Regions from separate parts of the Homo sapiens genome. Here regions 2 and 3 are each linked to region 1. Evidence: read pairs that join two places in POLR2A ChIA-PET (ENCODE). Cell type or tissue: K562. All regions are shown on one strand. Links, peaks and the distances in the headings refer to the core of each region. The heading gives the core; the rest is flanking DNA.

Region 1 (5,000 bases), core at 1-5,000:
CACCCCTGAGGCTGAGTTCTTCCATCTGATGCCCTCTGAGACTGGAGCCTTCGATGTGCCCAGCTAGCCATGGCACAGACATCCATCTGTACCACCGTGGGGAGCCAGCACTGCAGCCGGGGCTGCTCTTGGACCCTCCTCTGGGGATCTCTGGGCCACTGCCCTCACCTGGGGTCCTCAGTCCACATCCCCAGGCGCTTCAGCACCTCTGTGGTAGCCATCTCGCGGTTGAGGGTGTAGAAGTGGAGGCCTGGCACCAAGCCACTGGCCAGAAGCTCCTGGCACAGGCTCACGGCCAGCTCGATGCCATAGTTGCGGATGGCAGCATCGTTGTCTTTGATTGGCTCAATCACGTCCTTGATCTCCTGTGGCACCTCCAGCTTGGACAGCTTCACAAGCTGCCGAAGGGAGTGGTAGCCCTGTCCAAGACATGAGGGGCTGTGGCGGCTGCTGGCCAGCCCGTCTCCCACCCTAAATACTTCTCCCCCTTCCATCATCCATGCCAACCACAGTGTCAGGCAGAGGGACCCACGAAAGTCCGATCATATTCTAGGAGCACACCTGGGCTTGGCCTGCCGTTTTCTCCTCTTTTTTCTGTTTTTAGAGACTGAGTCTCACTGCTCTCAAACGCCAGGGCTCAAGCCATCCTCCTGCCTCAGCTTCTCAAGTAGCCGGGACTACAGGCACGTGCCACTATGCCCAGCTTTCCCACTTTTTACAGAGTAGAGCAGCTGCCCTAAGCATTCCAGCCTTGGGTTGAGCCAGCCTTTTAGCCCTAGATGTGTCTGTTGGTAACATGGTGTCATCTAACCCAGCTGTTCCCATGCTGCACTGATCATCCGAATCACCTGCCAAGCTCAAGAAGTAAAACACACATTCCGAGGACCTCCCTCAGATTTACTGAGTGAGAACCTCCAGGGGTGGGACCTGGAGATCCACTTTTTGAAAAAGCTTATCAAGTGGTTCTGATGACAGCCACCTTTGGGAAACACTGATTTAAGCAGGATTTGTAATGAGAATTAGAATCCCTTTTGGTGATGCTTGTTGGCCAAAGTACAACAAACCCCTCAACAGACACTGTTGCTGGGTTTTGGGGGGAAAATTAGAGGTAACCAAAATGGGGTGGCCAAGCAACGCTGTGCAAGTTCTGGACCTGAGAGGAGATCTGGGAAGAACTCAGCGAACTCAGCACTCCACCCAGAGCCCCCAGCCTGTGCGAGGACGGTGCGGTGAGAGTGGGGTGGAGGGAGCTTATGGGCTCTCCTGGGCCCCTCACCTGGATGGGAAAGATCCCGGGGACGATGGGGCAAGTGATGCCCATGTCGGTGCATGCCTTCACAAAGCGGAAGAATGTGTCAGCCTCAAAGAAAAGCTGCGTGATGATGAAATCGGCTCCCGCAGACACCTTCTCCTTCAAGTGCTTCAGGTCAGCCTCAAAGCTCCCTGCTTCGGGGTGGCCTTTGGGGTAACCTGCCAATAGGGATGACAGTCAGGAGAGGCTGGCCTCCACCTGTTCAAGGCGAGGGATGAAGAGACCACAGGGACTGGGCAGAGAGAGTCCTCTGCTTTGGGGGCTCTGATCTTGCACCTTCCAACAGCACAGCACAGCCTGAACTAAAACAGTGAGTGGCTGGGCTCATGACTGATATGCTTCTGACCCCAGAGATGACTCTCAGGGGAGGTGGCTCAGAGCCCAGTTCCAAGAGTGGGGGTGGATTGCTCCAAACTCCCACACTGTCCTGCCTTGAGCAGCCAAGCAAATCAGGCCTGCACTTGGTGGCCATAGAAAAGAGAAAATGCTACAGTTAGCACTGGCTGGGCAGCATCTGGGGTAGTAAGCTTGACTTTTCTCTAGGCACCGGATTAAACATTGTTTTTAATGTAACACTGAAATTACTCAGGGGTCCAAGATAGTGAAAAGCTAAAAACCAAGTTACACAAGGAAGAACTGAAGAAAGTGATGTTTTCTTCAAAGAAAATAATGGATGGCAGGGTGCGGTGGCTCATGTCTGTAATCCCAGCACTTTGGGAGGCCAAGGCAGGAGGATGACCTGAGGTCAGGAGTTCGAGACCAGCCTGGCCAACATGGTAAAACCCCGTCTCTACCAAAAATACAAAAATTAGCCAGGTGTGGTGGTGTATGCCTGTAATAGCTACTCAGGAGGCTGAGTCAGGAAAATTGCTTGAACCCACGAGACAGAGGTTGCAGTGAGCCGAGATCGTACCATTGCACTCTAGCCTGGGCAACGAGAGCGAAACTCCGTCTCAAAAAAAAAAAAAAAAAAAAGAATGAAAAGAATACAGAAACTCCTTTCAAATGTCCAAAGGTCTGTCCTGGGGAAAAAGGATCCACCATAGGTGAGTTTGTTTTGTTTTGTTTCAGAGACAGGGTCTTGCTCTGTCACCCAGGCTAGAGTGCAGTGATACAATCATGGCTCACTGTAGCCTTGAACTCCCGGGCACAAGTGATCTCCCACTTCAGTCTCCTGAGTAGCTTGGACTACAGATGCAAGCCACCACATCTGGCTAATTAAAAAAAATTTTTTTAATTAATTATTTATTTTTTAGAGATGGGGTCTTGCTATCTTGTCCAGGTTTGTCTGGAACTTCTGGGCTCAAGCAATCCTCCCACCTTGGCCTCCCAAAGTGCTGAGATTACAGGCATGAGCCACTGTACCCAGCCCCCTAGTGAAGTTCTTTATTAGTCATATTCTGTGTTGTTTCTAATGGCAGAACCAGCATCCGGTTCAGAGAGCTGGCTAGAGTACTATAAGCCACTCACAAAACAATGAGCTCCTGGAGTCTGAAAACACAGGGGCAGTGGATGCTGAAGACAAGATTCCAGAATTGCTTAGGAGGTGGGATCAGATGTCCCATAGGCTCCTTACTGGCTCTGTGAACTCTCTGACCCCTTTCCTCAATGACTAAACTTACTAGCCGCCTTGCTCGGTCAGGCAAGCAGGATGACCATAGGCCTTCATGAAACTACATGGAGTGCTGGTTTCATCAGCCCAAGCCCAGGGCAGGACTCTGAGCCAGGCGGAAGGCCAAGCTGCTTTGCTCTGATAAGGCAGTTCCGTTCTTAAGAAACCCAGAGTCATCAAAAAATGAATATAAAAACTATTGTTTCAAGGGGTAAGGGAGTGGGGGATAAAGCAATGGGGCTTCACACTTGCAATAACAAAGCTATTTTCCCAGTAGGAATTTCAGAAACAACAAGGCTTTTTAATAGCTGAAAAGTATAGCTACAATACCTAAATATCACCGAACAAATCTAGCATTTGATTACGTATAGATTTTGCTATTTACTCTATTTTTCTATCATGAACAGCTGAGGGCTTTCTTTTTTAAAATGTTTTTATTTTTTGTAGAGACACGGTCTCACTGTGTTGCCCAGGCTGGTCTTGATCTCCTGCCTCAGTCTCCCAAAGCTCTGGGATTACAGGCATGAGCTACCATGCCCAACAGGTTGGTGTTTTCTAATCCACTCATCTTCATTACCCACTTGATAAGCAAAGTAAGAAACCATTCAGCAACTGTGAGCTCACAGCTTCACTAGTTTCCAATCATTATCACCTAACGCCCATCACGGGTGCATATTCCCCCAGTAACTGACTATATAATGGCTGATACAAGCGATGACAATTTAACAGTTGGAAATGTCTGTTCTCTGACTCCTAATCAGTGCTTCCCAGACTTAGCACCTAAACACCCCTGTTGACAGAATGGACATGTCCATCGGGGGTTAGGGACAAGGCCAAAGTTACTCACAACATGTAATTTTCTTGAAGCCACGTGGTTTGTTTTTTGGGTTTTTTGTTTTGTTTTTTTTGAGACGGAGTCTGGCTCTGTTGCCCAGGCTACAGTGCATTGGTGCGATCTCGGCTCACTGCAAGCTCCGCCTCCTGGGTTCAAGCGATTCTCCTGCCTCAGCCTACCAAGTAGCTGGGACTACAGGCACGCGCCACCATGCCCGGCTAATTTTTGTATTTTTAGTAGAGACGGGGTTTCACTATGTTGGACAGGATGGTCTCAAACTCCTGATCTCATGATCCACCCGCCTTGGCCTCCCAAAGTGCTGGGATTATAGGCTTCAGCCACCGCACCTGGCCTTTTTTTTTTAGTTCATATCACTTTAGATGCTACTCCATAACATAGCCATGTTTAATATAAAAATGGTAGGATTTCTCCCAGAATATTGGCAAAAAAACTGTCATCCCAGAAAATGTGCCAATCCCGGGACTTCCTGTCCCTGGTGCACACTGTCTTGCCATACCTGAGCGCTGTCTGAGACGCTGAGGGCTCAATGCCAGCCTTCAGCTTCAAGGGTGGGAGAGAAGTCCAACCCACCCATTTCTGTTGGGGGAACCTGGTCTTGTGGCTGTGGCCAATGGTGATTCTCTTTCCTGGGAATTTGGAACGGAGGCCTGTCCATTAGCCTGGGGAACTGGCTGGAACTGACACTCTGCACACTCAGGAGCAGGCCAGGTGTGTGGAAAAGCATGGGTATCAGGTCTCCCAGATGAAGCACAGATGTGCAGTGGGAAGCGGAGATGGGGGACCCTGTGGCCCCAGAGGGAATGAGGGAGGGCCTTGCTTTTTGACCTCTTCCAGTGCCTTGTGAGGTCTGAGGCCATCTCCTGATCTTGGGTTCCCTGCCCTCTGGAATCCTGTTAGTAAATATCCCTCTTTTGTGGGGTGTTGTTTTTTTTTTTTTTTTGAGATGGAGTCTTGCTCTGCCACTGAGGCTGGACTGCAGCGGCACCATCTCGGCTCACTGCAACCTCCGCCTCTTGGGTCCAAGAGATTCTCCTGGCTCAGCCTCCTGAGTAGCTGGGACTACAGCCGTGCACCACCACACCTGGCTAATTTTTGTATTTTTAGTAGAGACGGGGTTTCGCTATGTTGGCCAGGCAGGTCTCAAACTCCTGACCTCAGGTGATCTGCCTGCCTCGGCCTCCCAAAGTGTTGGGGTTACAGGTGTGAGCCACCGCGCCCAG
Region 2 (6,029 bases), core at 573-5,572, 89 kb before region 1:
AACTGGGTGAAGCCACCACAGACCCTGCGAGGCTGGAGAAGGTGTTTCCCCCCTCCCCTCCACGAGTGCGTGGTCAGAGCTTCGAGGGCACAGCAGTTTCCCTGCCCTACCACCCTCCCTCGGGGTCGGGGCTAAGGTGACACTGGGGTGGGCCAGCCAGCATGGGGGCCGCAGGGAGAGGCGCCGGGAAGCAGGGAAACATCACAGGCCCACCAACCTTTTCTCAGCCCGGGACAATTATATGGCCACAAATCACAAAGAAACGGTGGCGTAAGCACCCTTGCCAGCCTAGTGGAATACTCGGGAGGCCATAAAAATTCAATTAGCCTGGCTAACCTAGTGCCTAGCTCCAGGATACAGTGAGGTTGGTGCAATGGAGAGGGGTGCGTGGGGGAGCAGCTGCGGGTGGTGCACGGGGGCAGGAGGTCTCCAGAGTCTGACAGACGCCCCCACCATCCCCTGAGCTGCAGCTTCTCCCTCCAGTGTGGAGGGAGGGCACTGGGTCCCCTGAGGGGGATATCCTGAGGCTAGGTCGGGTTGGCTCAGTCTACCCTGCAGGGGTCAGAGCCAAGTCTGCAAAGCTGTTCCCAAAGCCCCTCCCCCAGGGGAAGGGACAGTGTCAGAACATTCTGGGGCCTCAGAGCTCATCATGAGAGGAGAAGAGAAAGGCAGAGCTGGGCCATCCTGGGACAGCCACACGGGGTTCAGGGCTCAGGGACAGGAATGACACAGTGCCACTTACTAGGTGTGACTTAACCTCTCTGAGCCTTCATTGCCACTTCAGAAAAATGGGGAAAATAACAGGAGCCATTTCAGAGAGCTCTTGAAAGGGCGAAGTGACATGAATTCACACAAAGCACTTAACGTGGGTCCTGCCTACAGCGTGCGCTCAAACGCTATTATTCCATTTGTATGGAATTAGGCTCCGAGTCAAGTCTCAGGGGCCAGAGGCATATTTCTGAGCTCTGAGGGACTCGGTTCCCTCTAGGGGACTTGGTAAGGGGCAGAGGTTTGTGCAGAGAAAGGAATTCTGGACTAATCTGGAACTTGAATGCTGCTGAAATGATTTAAGCCGGGGGTTCTCAGCCTCGGTACTGTTGTTTTTCTGGGCCGGATGATTCTTGGTTTCGGGGGCTGTCCTGTGCATTGTCGGGCGTTTAGCAGCATCCACGGGCTCCAACCTCTACCTGCCAGTAGCACTCCCCAGTTTTGACAACTAAAATATGTCTTCGGGCATTGCCAAATGTCACTGGGAGCAAAATGTCCCTCTATGGCTGTTGAGAAAAACTGGGCTTTAATCATTTGAGTGAGGGGCAGCAGAGAGAGGCCTGGGGCTGCGCATTCATGGTGTTGCTCTTCTTGCAGGGAGGAGCCAATGGCTGGGCCTGCCATCCACACCGCTCCCATGCTGTTCCTCGTCCTCCTGCTGCCCCTGGAGCTGAGCCTGGCAGGCGCCCTTGCACCTGGGACCCCTGCCCGGAACCTCCCTGAGAATCACATTGACCTCCCAGGCCCAGCGCTGTGGACGCCTCAGGCCAGCCACCACCGCCGGCGGGGCCCGGGCAAGAAGGAGTGGGGCCCAGGCCTGCCCAGCCAGGCCCAGGATGGGGCTGTGGTCACCGCCACCAGGCAGGCCTCCAGGCTGCCAGAGGCTGAGGGGCTGCTGCCTGAGCAGAGTCCTGCAGGCCTGCTGCAGGACAAGGACCTGCTCCTGGGACTGGCATTGCCCTACCCCGAGAAGGAGAACCGACCTCCAGGTTGGGAGAGGACCAGGAAACGCAGCAGGGAGCACAAGAGACGCAGGGACAGGTTGAGGCTGCACCAAGGTAGCTGGAGGGCTGCGAGGGGTGGGGATGGGGGTGATTCCTGCCATGGACTGAGGGGAGCAGGAGAGGATGCAGGCAAGGGTCAGGGGCATGAGGTCCAGAGGAGAGGAGGGGTCTCACTGAAGCCAGAGGGACCTGGTAAGGGGAGGAGGCTGGGAGAGGCCTGGGGTTGGGGCATGGGAAGAGGAGAGGGATGTGTTGCAATACAATCTGTCTTATCGCGGCCCGGTGCCGTGGCTCACGCTTGTAATCCCAGCACTTTGGGAGGCCGAGGCGGGCGGATCATGAGATCAGGAGATCGAGACCACGGTGAAACCCCGTCTCTACTAAAAATACAAAAAATTAGCCGGGCGCGATGGTGGGCGCCTGTAGTCCCAGCTACTTGGAAGGCTGAGGCAGGAGAATGGTGTGAACCCAGGAGGCGGAGCTTGCAGTGAGCTGAGATGGCGCCACTGCACTCCAGCCTGGGTGACAGAGCGAGACTCCGTCTCAAAAAATAATAATAATAATCTGTCTTATCAACAGATCATCCTCCTGAATCAGGAAGTTCTACCTTGTATCTGACCTAAATTTCTCCTACTTTAAGTTCTGAGTAGAAATGGAACAGTTCAGCGCCCTCCAAGCACATTTCTTACTCGACTCTGACGCATCCGGTAGGAGCTAAGAGCCTAGACTCTGAAGCCAGGTCTGCCTGAGATCAGGTCCTGCCTCCACCACTAGGGTGTGGCCCTGGGCAAGTTCTCTTTCTGTGCCTCGGTTTTCCCCTCTGTAAAGCAAGGAGACTGGTCCCATCCCATCTACCCTCAGTGTCGTTGCAGAGACTTGGTTAGTGGGGCGCTTGGAGCTCAGCTGGCAGGGCCATGAGCAGTCATTGTTCTGGTTAATCTCAGCCACCTGCTGAGGCCAACTCAGTGTCCTCCAGCCTGGACACAGGTGACTCCAGGAGAGGCATCGCTTGCCTACCGCTCCTGCCTCTGCCCTGTTTGTCTCAGTGCTCCCCTAGCCCTTCCCACCTTCCTTAACGTTTCCCCCACATCCGCTGGGAGCTAGCTAGCCCCCTGCTGGCCCAGGCTTCCCCCTCCCCGTGCCCATTCAGTCTCGGAGTAGACATGTCCCCTCAGCTCCAGTCAGGTGGCTCCTCCCAGCCTTGCCTGGCCCTAAGCCAGGGAACTTGGCTTCTAAGCTCTCCATGTGACCCGACTGCCTCTAGGGACATGCCGAGTGCCACAAATGCAGTGGTGACAGCAGGGTTCTTTGGCAGGAAGGCAATGGAGCTTCAACACCCCTTCTCGTGCAAACAGCTGAGGCTGGCTTCCCTGTGAGGCCTGAGAACCCCCCAAGAGGGCAGAGGTCAGTCAGGGTCCCCCGGCTTCGACTTTCAGCCTCCCACTCCTGGAGTTACCTGTGTCAGCTTTCAGGGGAGGATGCTGGGACCTTTGAGGACAGCTAGAGGGCACGCGTGGGGTGTGGACCCGTCCTGCTGGGCTCCGGCTCCGCCAGCTCCAGGGCTGCAGCCAGGCCTCCTGGGAGAGTTGATATGGTGAGGAGGAGGTGGGGAACGGAGAAGGTTTGCGGGCTAGGCCCTGCTCTGCTAATGACTGGCTGTGAAACCTCAGGCCAGGCTGGGCGTGGTGGCTCACACCTGTAATCCCAGCACTTTGGGAGGCTGGGCAGGCAGATCACTTGAGATCAGGAGTTGGAGACCAACCTGGGCAATATGGAGAAACCCCATCTCTATCAAAAATACAAAAATTAGCCAGGTGTGGTGGCGCATGCCTGTAATCCCAGTTACTCAGGAGGCTGAGGTGGGAGAATCACTTGAACCCTGGAGGCAGAGGTTGCAGTGAGCCAAGATTGAGCCCCTGCACTCCAGCCCTGCTGGAGCTGAATCCAGACCCTGCTACTCATGAGCTGTGCATCCTTGCGTGAGTCACCTAACCTCTCTGTGCTTCAGTTTCCTTCCCTGTAGATGAGACTGAAGGAGCACCCACTTCCCAGAGCTCTTGCAGTAGTTAGACGAAATAACACTTGTGACACAGCTCCTCTGGGACCCAGCACACAGCAGGTGCTCCATTAATGGGGTGATGACTAATTGTCACCACACAGGATGCACTCACTTGTGTGTGATAAGCAGTGATTCCCACCTCCCAGCTTCCTCAAAGGCCACTGCAATGATTCTCAGCCTCATGACATTTCTCCCTACTCAAACTTCACCTCCTCCAGGAAGCCTTCCATGGTTAATCCTACTAGTTCCTATTTGTTATACTTACATATCTGGCTGCGCCCAGCCAATCTGGACTTGGACTTGCTGGAATGTTGCTTTACAGGGAGAATCCTTGGACTGTCTCCCCAGCGACACTGCAAGTTCTTCCAAGACATTTTCCTCCGAGTTCCCATCCCCCAACCTCCCAAGAAGGGTAGGAAGCAGGAATGGGGGCTGAACCAAGGGCTTGTCACACAGTGCCTGCTGCCTCCTAGTTTGCAGCATAAAACGTGGGTTCTACTGTAGACTGCCACGAGGTGGCAAGCAGATATAGCCCCCGTGCTCCCCACCCTGTGTCTCAGGCCGAGCCTTGGTCCGAGGTCCCAGCTCCCTGATGAAGAAGGCAGAGCTCTCCGAAGCCCAGGTGCTGGATGCAGCCATGGAGGAATCCTCCACCAGCCTGGCGCCCACCATGTTCTTTCTCACCACCTTTGAGGCAGCACCTGCCACAGAAGAGTCCCTGATCCTGCCCGTCACCTCCCTGCGGCCCCAGGTAAGGGGTCCCCAAACAGCCTCGGATCTGGAAGGGTCCTTGAGCCCATGTCATGGAAAGCCCTCTTAATACATGTAGGGAGACTGAGGCACGGGGGCAGGAGGCCACAGAGCTTACTTAGATTGAAACCAGATCTCCTGCTGCCCATCCAGTCTAGCTCCAGCCCTGGTGGGTGCCCCATCCTGACAAGGGTCTGCCACTGTCCAGGGCAAAGTGCTCCTGGGGGCCCACTCTGGGGACAGCCAAGGAGGCAAGCGGTAGCTCAGCATGCTGGTGTCTGCATGGAGAGCAGCAAGGCCTGGGGAGGAGCTTTCTGTGTACAGAGGAGCATGAAGCATAATAATGGTGATTTTTAAAACTGTGTCGTCAAGACCCAGAATTAATAAGCATTAGCTAACACTTGGACCCATCTGCATCAGATCTTTAAAAAAGATATGTGGGCTGGGCGCGGTGGCTCATGCCTGTAATCCCAGCACTTAGGGAGGCCAAGGTGGGCAGATCACGAGGTCAGGAGTTCGAGACCAGCCTGGCCAACATAGTGAAACCCCATCTCTACTAAAAATACAAAAATTAGCTGAGTGTGGTGGCGCACGCCTGTAGTCCCAGCTACTCGGGAGGCTGAGGCAGGAGAATCGCTTGAACTTGGGAGGCGGAGGCTGTAGCGTGTCAAGATCGCCCCACTGCACACCAGCCCGGGTGACAGTGTGAGACTTTGTCTCAAAAAAAAAAAAAAAAAGAAATGTGGGGCGGGCACGTTGGCTCAAGCCTGTAATTCTAACACCTTAGAAGGCCAAGGCACGAGGGTCACTTGAGCCCAGGAGTTTGAGATTATCCTGGGCAACATAGTGAGACCCTGTGTCTACAAAACTTTTTTAAAAAATTAGACAGGCATGAGGGCATGTGCCTGTAGTACCAGCTACTTGGGAGGCTGAGGCAGGAGGATCGCTTGAACCCAGGAGGTCAGGGCTGCAGTGAGCCATGATTGCACCACTGCACTCCAGCCTGGGCGACAGAGTGAGACCCTGTCTCAAGGGAAAAAAAAAATGTGGAGAGAAAGTAAGCGGCAAATGTGGCAAAAACACTACCCACTGGTGATTCTGGAAGAGGGGTATATAGGAGCTGACCGCATCGTTCTTGCACCTCTTCTGTGGCTTTTAAAGGTTTTCAGGCCGGGCGCGGTGGCTCATGCCTGTAATCCCAGCACTTTGGGAGGCCAAGGCGGGCAGATCACAAGGTCAGGAAATCGAGACCATCCTGGCTAACATGGTGAAACCCCATCTCTACTAAAAATACAAAAAAAAAAAAAAAATAGCCGGGCATAGTGGCAGGCACATGTAGTTCCAGCTACTTGGGCGGCTGAAGCAGAGAATTGCTTGAACCCGGGAGGCAGAGCTTGCAGTGAGCCAAGATCACGCCACTGCACTCCAGCCTGGGCGACAGAGTGAGA
Region 3 (6,029 bases), core at 514-5,513, 86 kb after region 1:
CTCTGCTTCCGGTCGTTACTGACCACTAGGGGTGGGCAGGGCTGCCCCAGCCATCTTTACTGCCCCAGCCCTCAACAATATTGAGGCCCTGAGCCCCCAGCACATGGTGCATACAGCCCCTGCCCCATCCCGCCCCGCCCCACCCAGCTGGCCCTAACTTATTTTGGGGTCACAGCTGAGCACTGTCCCTGGAGGTGACCAAGGTACAGCCCGCAATGGGCCTGTAAATAGCCCAGCCCTGTCAGCGTGTGCTGGTCCAGCCAGCCGGCTGCAGGCGAGTTGTTTCTAGAACCAGAGTCTATATAAACAGAGAGCTAATGCCAAAAAAAAATAATAAATACATAAAGAAATCATACAGAGCAAGACAAATCATCCAGAAATCACCTCCAGGGAACTGAAGCACTTATTCCAGGACATTTGACCCTGCAGCCTGGTCCCTCTCTCCCTCCCTCCCGCCTCCATCTTTCCCCCCTTCCATCTTCTGTGTTCAGATAAACACCAAGAGCCTTCAAAGAGCCCCCGGGAAATAACTCAGTTTCTTGGGCACATATCAGCTGCCATGAATGGTTCTACACACTGAAGTCCATTATCTCAGTGACTGCGAGGACTGAATGAGCACAGCCTGGAGCTGAGTCAGTGTTCCATAAAAGTTGGCTCTTATTTTTATTATACTGGACACAGAAAGGCCAGATGCCTTCCCCAAAGCCCCTCCCTGTGGGTGGCAGTGGCCCAGGAAGTCTGGCACTAATGTCAGTGCTGTCACCTGCCACTCTGTCCTCAAGGGCCTCTGGGACATGCTGGGAAGGCAGGCCGTGAGCCAGATGTTGCAGAGCTGGGCCCTGAGACGCTGTCCCTTCAGTGACCTTTCCTGTCCAGGGCCCACAGCGGAAGCTGACATGTGTGCTGCCCCTCCCCTCCGCTCCCCTCCCCTCCCCACCCCATTCTACTCTATGGGCTTTGGTGGGAAAAAAACCAGGGCCCCATCCCCTGAGGCCTAGGCCAGTGCAGACATAGACCTCGAACTCTGCCCAACATGGATGGCCTCTGCCCAGGTGTGGGAGAACAAAGGCAAGGAAAGGCTCAAGGAACGTTCCAGGCATCAGGAAGCCAGGCTTCCCCTTCAGGGCTGTCGAGTGCTCAGGTTTCTATGCCTGTCAGTCACCAACACTTTTGCAGTGGGCAGCTACTATGTGCCAGGCACAAAGGGTAACTGGGCACACCTCTTTTCTTGGAATGGGTCAGAGGTTGTCATCAAGGAGGTGATGTTTAAACTGAGCTCAGGGGAATAAGGAGGAGCCAGGGTTCGGGGAAGAGCATCCCAGCAGAGGACAGAGCCAAAGCCAGCGCTTGAGGAGGCAGGGGTGGAAGGAATGTAGTGGTTTGAGGAGCCCTGGCAGGCTGGTGGGGCTGGAGAGGGAGGGTAGGTGGGCTAATTAATGCCCTCGCAAAGACGTCCACTCCCTAATCCCTGCAACCTGGGAATCTCACCTTATATGGCAATAAACAGACTTTGCAGAGGTGACTAAACTTTTGCAGTGGTGACTAAATTAAGGCTCCGGAGATGGGAAGACCATCCTGGATTATGCAATGGACCCTAAATATGATCACAAGTGTTCTTATTATACAAGAGGGAGGCAGAGGGCGACACCACCACACACAGAAGCAGGGAAGGCAGTGTGACCACGGAGGCAGAGACTGGGGTGATGCGGCCACAAGCCAAGGAACACCTGGAGCCACCAGAGGCCGGCAGAGGCCAGGAAGTATTCCCCTGACAGCCTCCAGAGAGGGCGGCCCTGCCACACCTCGACTTCAGCCCAGGGATACTGATTTTAGACTTCTGGCCTCCGGAGCTATAAGATAATACATCTGTCTTGTTTTACGCCACCGAGTTGTTGGCAATTTGACACAGCAGCCGCAGGAAACTCATACAGACGCAGGAGGAGAGCTTCGAGACGGTTTAGGAAACTCACATGGAGGGCAGCTCGAGGAGAGCTCTGAGACAGCTTAGGAGGCAGCTGGGGAAAGGGGGAAGGGGCTGGATTTTGTTCTTAGTGCTTCTCCATCCCCCTCTCATTCACCTCCTCCTTTCTCCCCTCAAAGCTCCTCAGCCCTTTTAAAATAATTTCACTTGTTGCAGTAAGCAGGTGTCAGTTTTTGTGAAGGTATGAACACGTTTTAAAACCTTGCGGAAGGTCGAGGCTGCAGTGAGCTGTGATCGCACTACTGCACTCCAGCCTAGGCAACAGAGCAAGACCCTGTCTTTAAAAACAAAACAAAACAAACAAAAAGACAAATATATATATATATAAAACTCAGAGACATTTCCTTTAAAAATAAAATAAATAAAATCTCTGGAGGAGAAACAAGCTTCTGGGCCCATCTCCTCCTCCCTCTCCTCCCTGCCATCTCTCCTCTCCTCAAATGTCCCTGCAGTGTGAACCCCGGCCTTGAGGCTGGGAGCAGGGAGGCCAAGAGAGGAAGCTGTACTCCGCCTAGCTCCTGGCTGTCAGCACCCATGGCTGGCAGGATTGCCACAAACTCTGGCGCTCTAAAGGCTGATAAAGCCCCACAGCCTGCACGTCTGGAGCCTGGGCCTCCAGCCCTGATAAGCTGGACCTGTCAGCACCATGGCCACACCTGCTGTAGGCAGTGAGCGCCACCCGCCTCCCCTGGCCACTCCCACTCACGGCTTCCTGTTCCCTGTGCACAGCCAAGCCCTGGCCACCATGCCTAGGCCACCCCTCCCTGGATGAAGAACAAAGTGGAGTGGCCATGGGCAAGCAGATTTGCCCATTACATTTCATCTCTGCATCCCCCCAACCCCATCCCGCTCTTAAGCACCAGCGCTGGGGATCAGAAGACCTGGGAGATTCAGGATAGGGGTGCTGGAGCCCACCAGGCACACAGTTCCCTGAGGAAGTCACATGGGCCGATCACACGCAGAGCATGAAGTGCTGTCAGCAGCTCCAACACATTCCTGGGATTCTCCAGCCCACCCCATGTGGCCCTGAGGGGAGTGTGCAAGTGCATGGGGGCTGAGAGCCTGGGTCATTGTCACGGCCAAGCAGGAAGCAAACTATGAGAGTCTTTGCTCCAGCCGGGATCACCTGTGCCCGCACGTGAGTGGGTACAATGTTCTCCATCCCTCGCCCGGGAAGTCATCGTTCATCAAGCCTGGGCTACTTCCCGTGGTGTGGAAAACCTCCACTCACCACAGCCCACCAAGCGGGCTCCAGGATGGACCCAGTCTGCCGGCTCTGGTAGGAGAGTTAGAAAGGCCTCTTGGAAAAGGTGGGCAGGCAGCCAGGGACAGGCACCCCTAAGAGATCCTCCAGGGCTCTTGCTGGTGAGGGACCCGCTCGCCCTTCTCACCGTCCTGGGCTTAGTTTAGCAAACACCTGTTCACACCTACCATGAACTCACCACTGTTGGACGAAGGCGACCCCCAAATGTCCCTGCCCTCGAGGAATGTGTAGTCAAAACAGAGAAAGACCAAACATGTTTTGTCGGGTTTTTTGCTTTGTATTTTATTAATTACAAAGCCCAGATGTCACCAAGTTTCCCACCAAACCTCAGAAATCAGTGGTAGAAAAATAACAAAGTAAGAAGCCCCAAGCCATATAATATAAACCTGGGGGTTCAGGCTAGAGGGGTGAGGGGCGTGCAGTGGAGGTTTTTTTGTTTGTTTTTGCTTTTTTGTTGTTTGAGACGGAGTCTTGCTCTGTCACCCAGGCTGGAGTGCAGTGGCGCCATCTTGGCTCACTGCAAGCTCTGCCTCCTGGGTTCACACCACTCTCCTGCCTCAGCCTCCCGAGTAGCTGGGACTACAGGCGCCCACCACCACGCCCGGCTAATTTTTCGTATTTTTAGTAGAGACGGGGTTTCACCGTGTTAGCCAGGATGGTCTCGATCTCCTGACCTTGTGATCCACCTGCCTCAGCCTCCCAAAGCACTGGGATTACAGGCGTGAGCCACTGCGCCGGGCCCTTTATTTTATTTTATTTTTTTTGAGAAAAAGTAACTCAAGTTTACTTTTCTCAAAAAGTAGTAGAAATCATGCCAGGCATGGCGGCTCACACCTGTAATCCCAGCACTTTGGGAAACTGAGGCCAGAGGATCGCGTGAGGCCAGGAGTTTGAGACCAGCCTGAGCAACATAGTGAAACCCCATCTCTAATAAAAAGACAAAAAATTAGCCGGACATGGTGGTGTGCACTTGTGGTCCCAGCTATTAGGAGACTGAGGCATGAGAATCGCTTAAACCGGGAGGCAGATGTTGTAGTGAGCTGAGATCATGCCACTGCATTCCAGTCTGGGTGACAGAGTGAGACTCTGTCTCAAAAAAAAAAAAAACAAAAACAAAAAACAAAAAACAAGAAAAACACACCCATATATGTATATACATATGATTCTATATATCCTGTATATATAGAAGAGGACGCACAATTAAAGGTAACTCCCTCCCATCGAACTCCCAGTCCCTCAGCTCCCACCTACTCCCCTCCCAGGCATCGCTGATCAATTTCTTATGCCTCCTTCATGAATTTTCCTCTACAGCACAAGCACATGCAATTTTTTTGCATATTTGTACTACTTAAATTATTAAGTTATTTAATTACTAAATTGTCTTAGAGATAATTCCATATGAACATATTTAGACCTAATAGCATAACCATGTAACATAAATTCCAAACCAGGATGCGTTGGTATGACATGGGTTGTGTTAAAAAGCCCCCCAATGGATGGATGTAAACCAGAACTGCCCCAGACAAATGTGTCTTAGCAGGAGCTGGGAGAGAGCCAGCCAAGCAAAGCTGATGCAGCCCCATTCAACTCAACACAGCTTTTCTGGGTGTGTTTTATTTTTATTTTTAATTTTTAATTTTTTAATTTAAAAAAATAGAAACGGAGTCTTGCCATGCTGCCCAGGCTGATCTCAAACTCCTGGACTCAAGCGATCCTCCCGCCTCGGCCTCCCAAAGTGCTGGGATTACAGGCATGAGCCACCGCACCCGTCTGAGTGTTTAACAAGCCTAAGCATGTGACAGTGGGACCTGGGGTAGGGAGGGTCAGGCTCTGAGCCCCCACAGGCACTGAGCCATCTCTACTCATATCCAGGAGACAGTATGGGGGTTCTGAGGGGAACAACTATGCCAGTTTTTGGGGAAACATGTTCATCATTTTCCTGAGCACTTCCCTCTACCTTTGCTACGGAAACCCCAGCTCACCCTCCGAGCCTGATTCAAGGCCCATCTGCTTGTCGGCTTTGGTCTCGGAGAGGTGCCACGGAGTCAGGCTAAAGAGCAGGGCAGGACAGGGGACCTGCTGGGGCTGACCGCTGAGCCACGGACAGCCCTGTGGGTGAGACCGGTGGACATTGTCCCCAAGCCCCATTCCAGCAGTGCACCCTCCCATGGTGTCATCCTTCTGGCCTCCTTTGGTAGACCAAGTCTCCTTTGCCCAGGTAGCCTGTCTGTGACAGCCACCTCCCTGCATTTCTAGGCCCCCATTGTCCAAGAGTGACCAGGGCACTTCCCTCTTGGTTTCCACCTCAACGAGGGCAACGTGTATCTCTGAGCCCCGGCTTTGTGCCAAGCACTGGAGTTACAACAGCAGGCAGATTCCATGGAGCTGATGTTCTGATGGGGAGCACCAGCACACAGCAAAAACGGTCCTACAAGAACAGATGGCAATAAGCCTGAGCCTAATGTCCTGGCCTGGGCAGGCCTCTCTAGGGAAGGGACATTTCCATTGTCTCACATTACATTGAGTAAGTGGGACTCAGCTGGGCGAGGAGGAGAGGGTGTGAACTTGGTGTGTTGGAAAACAGGAGAGATGGTCACGGGTCTAGGGCTTGGAGTGAGAGCTGGGCAGGGCTGGAATTTGTGGGGCCTTCTGGACGGTGATAAATTCAGACCCCATCCCAGGGCCATGAGCAGTCGCTAAGGGAATTTAAACAGGAGTGTGGGGACAGGATCAAATTTGCCACCCTCCCTCTCCAGGGAAAACACCTTGGGCTAAGAGGAAAGG

Evidence for each region. Peaks named below come from ENCODE experiments on the same cell type or tissue, not always from the same donor. Only the 100,000 strongest peaks of a DNase experiment are listed, where the experiment ranks them.
Region 2: POLR2A ChIA-PET joins it to region 1 with 5 read pairs; 11 of 35 experiments call an interaction of 5 or more read pairs at or near these places.
Region 3: POLR2A ChIA-PET joins it to region 1 with 5 read pairs; 4 of 35 experiments call an interaction of 5 or more read pairs at or near these places.

The regions. Positions count from the first base shown.
Region 1 is chr1:11,794,930-11,799,929 of GRCh38, forward strand. MTHFR (methylenetetrahydrofolate reductase) reads right to left here. Exons shown (of 12, transcript NM_005957.5): 5 at 1,277-1,470; 6 at 169-419. Among named protein-coding and RNA genes, the nearest start is that of MTHFR, 8.5 kb to the right of the region's middle. In K562, for the core only: no CTCF peak of the experiment used is centred there; DNase peaks (open chromatin) are centred at 1,682, 3,032 and 3,662; H3K4me3 peaks cover 1,062 bases.
Region 2 is chr1:11,704,884-11,710,912 of GRCh38, forward strand. DRAXIN (dorsal inhibitory axon guidance protein) reads left to right here. Exons shown (of 7, transcript NM_198545.4): 2 at 1,366-1,826; 3 at 4,392-4,582. The coding sequence starts at 1,376. Among named protein-coding and RNA genes, the nearest start is that of DRAXIN, 16 kb to the left of the region's middle. RefSeq lists an enhancer at 1-24. In K562, for the core only: CTCF peaks have their summits at 2,536 and 3,088; DNase peaks (open chromatin) are centred at 2,528, 2,978, 3,328 and 3,927.
Region 3 is chr1:11,880,436-11,886,464 of GRCh38, forward strand. It overlaps the pseudogene SBF1P2. Among named protein-coding and RNA genes, the nearest start is that of NPPB, 25 kb to the left of the region's middle. RefSeq lists enhancers at 1-253, 2,183-2,812, 2,813-3,440, 5,036-6,029. In K562, for the core only: a CTCF peak has its summit at 1,722 (motif pointing right); DNase peaks (open chromatin) are centred at 886, 1,786 and 2,636.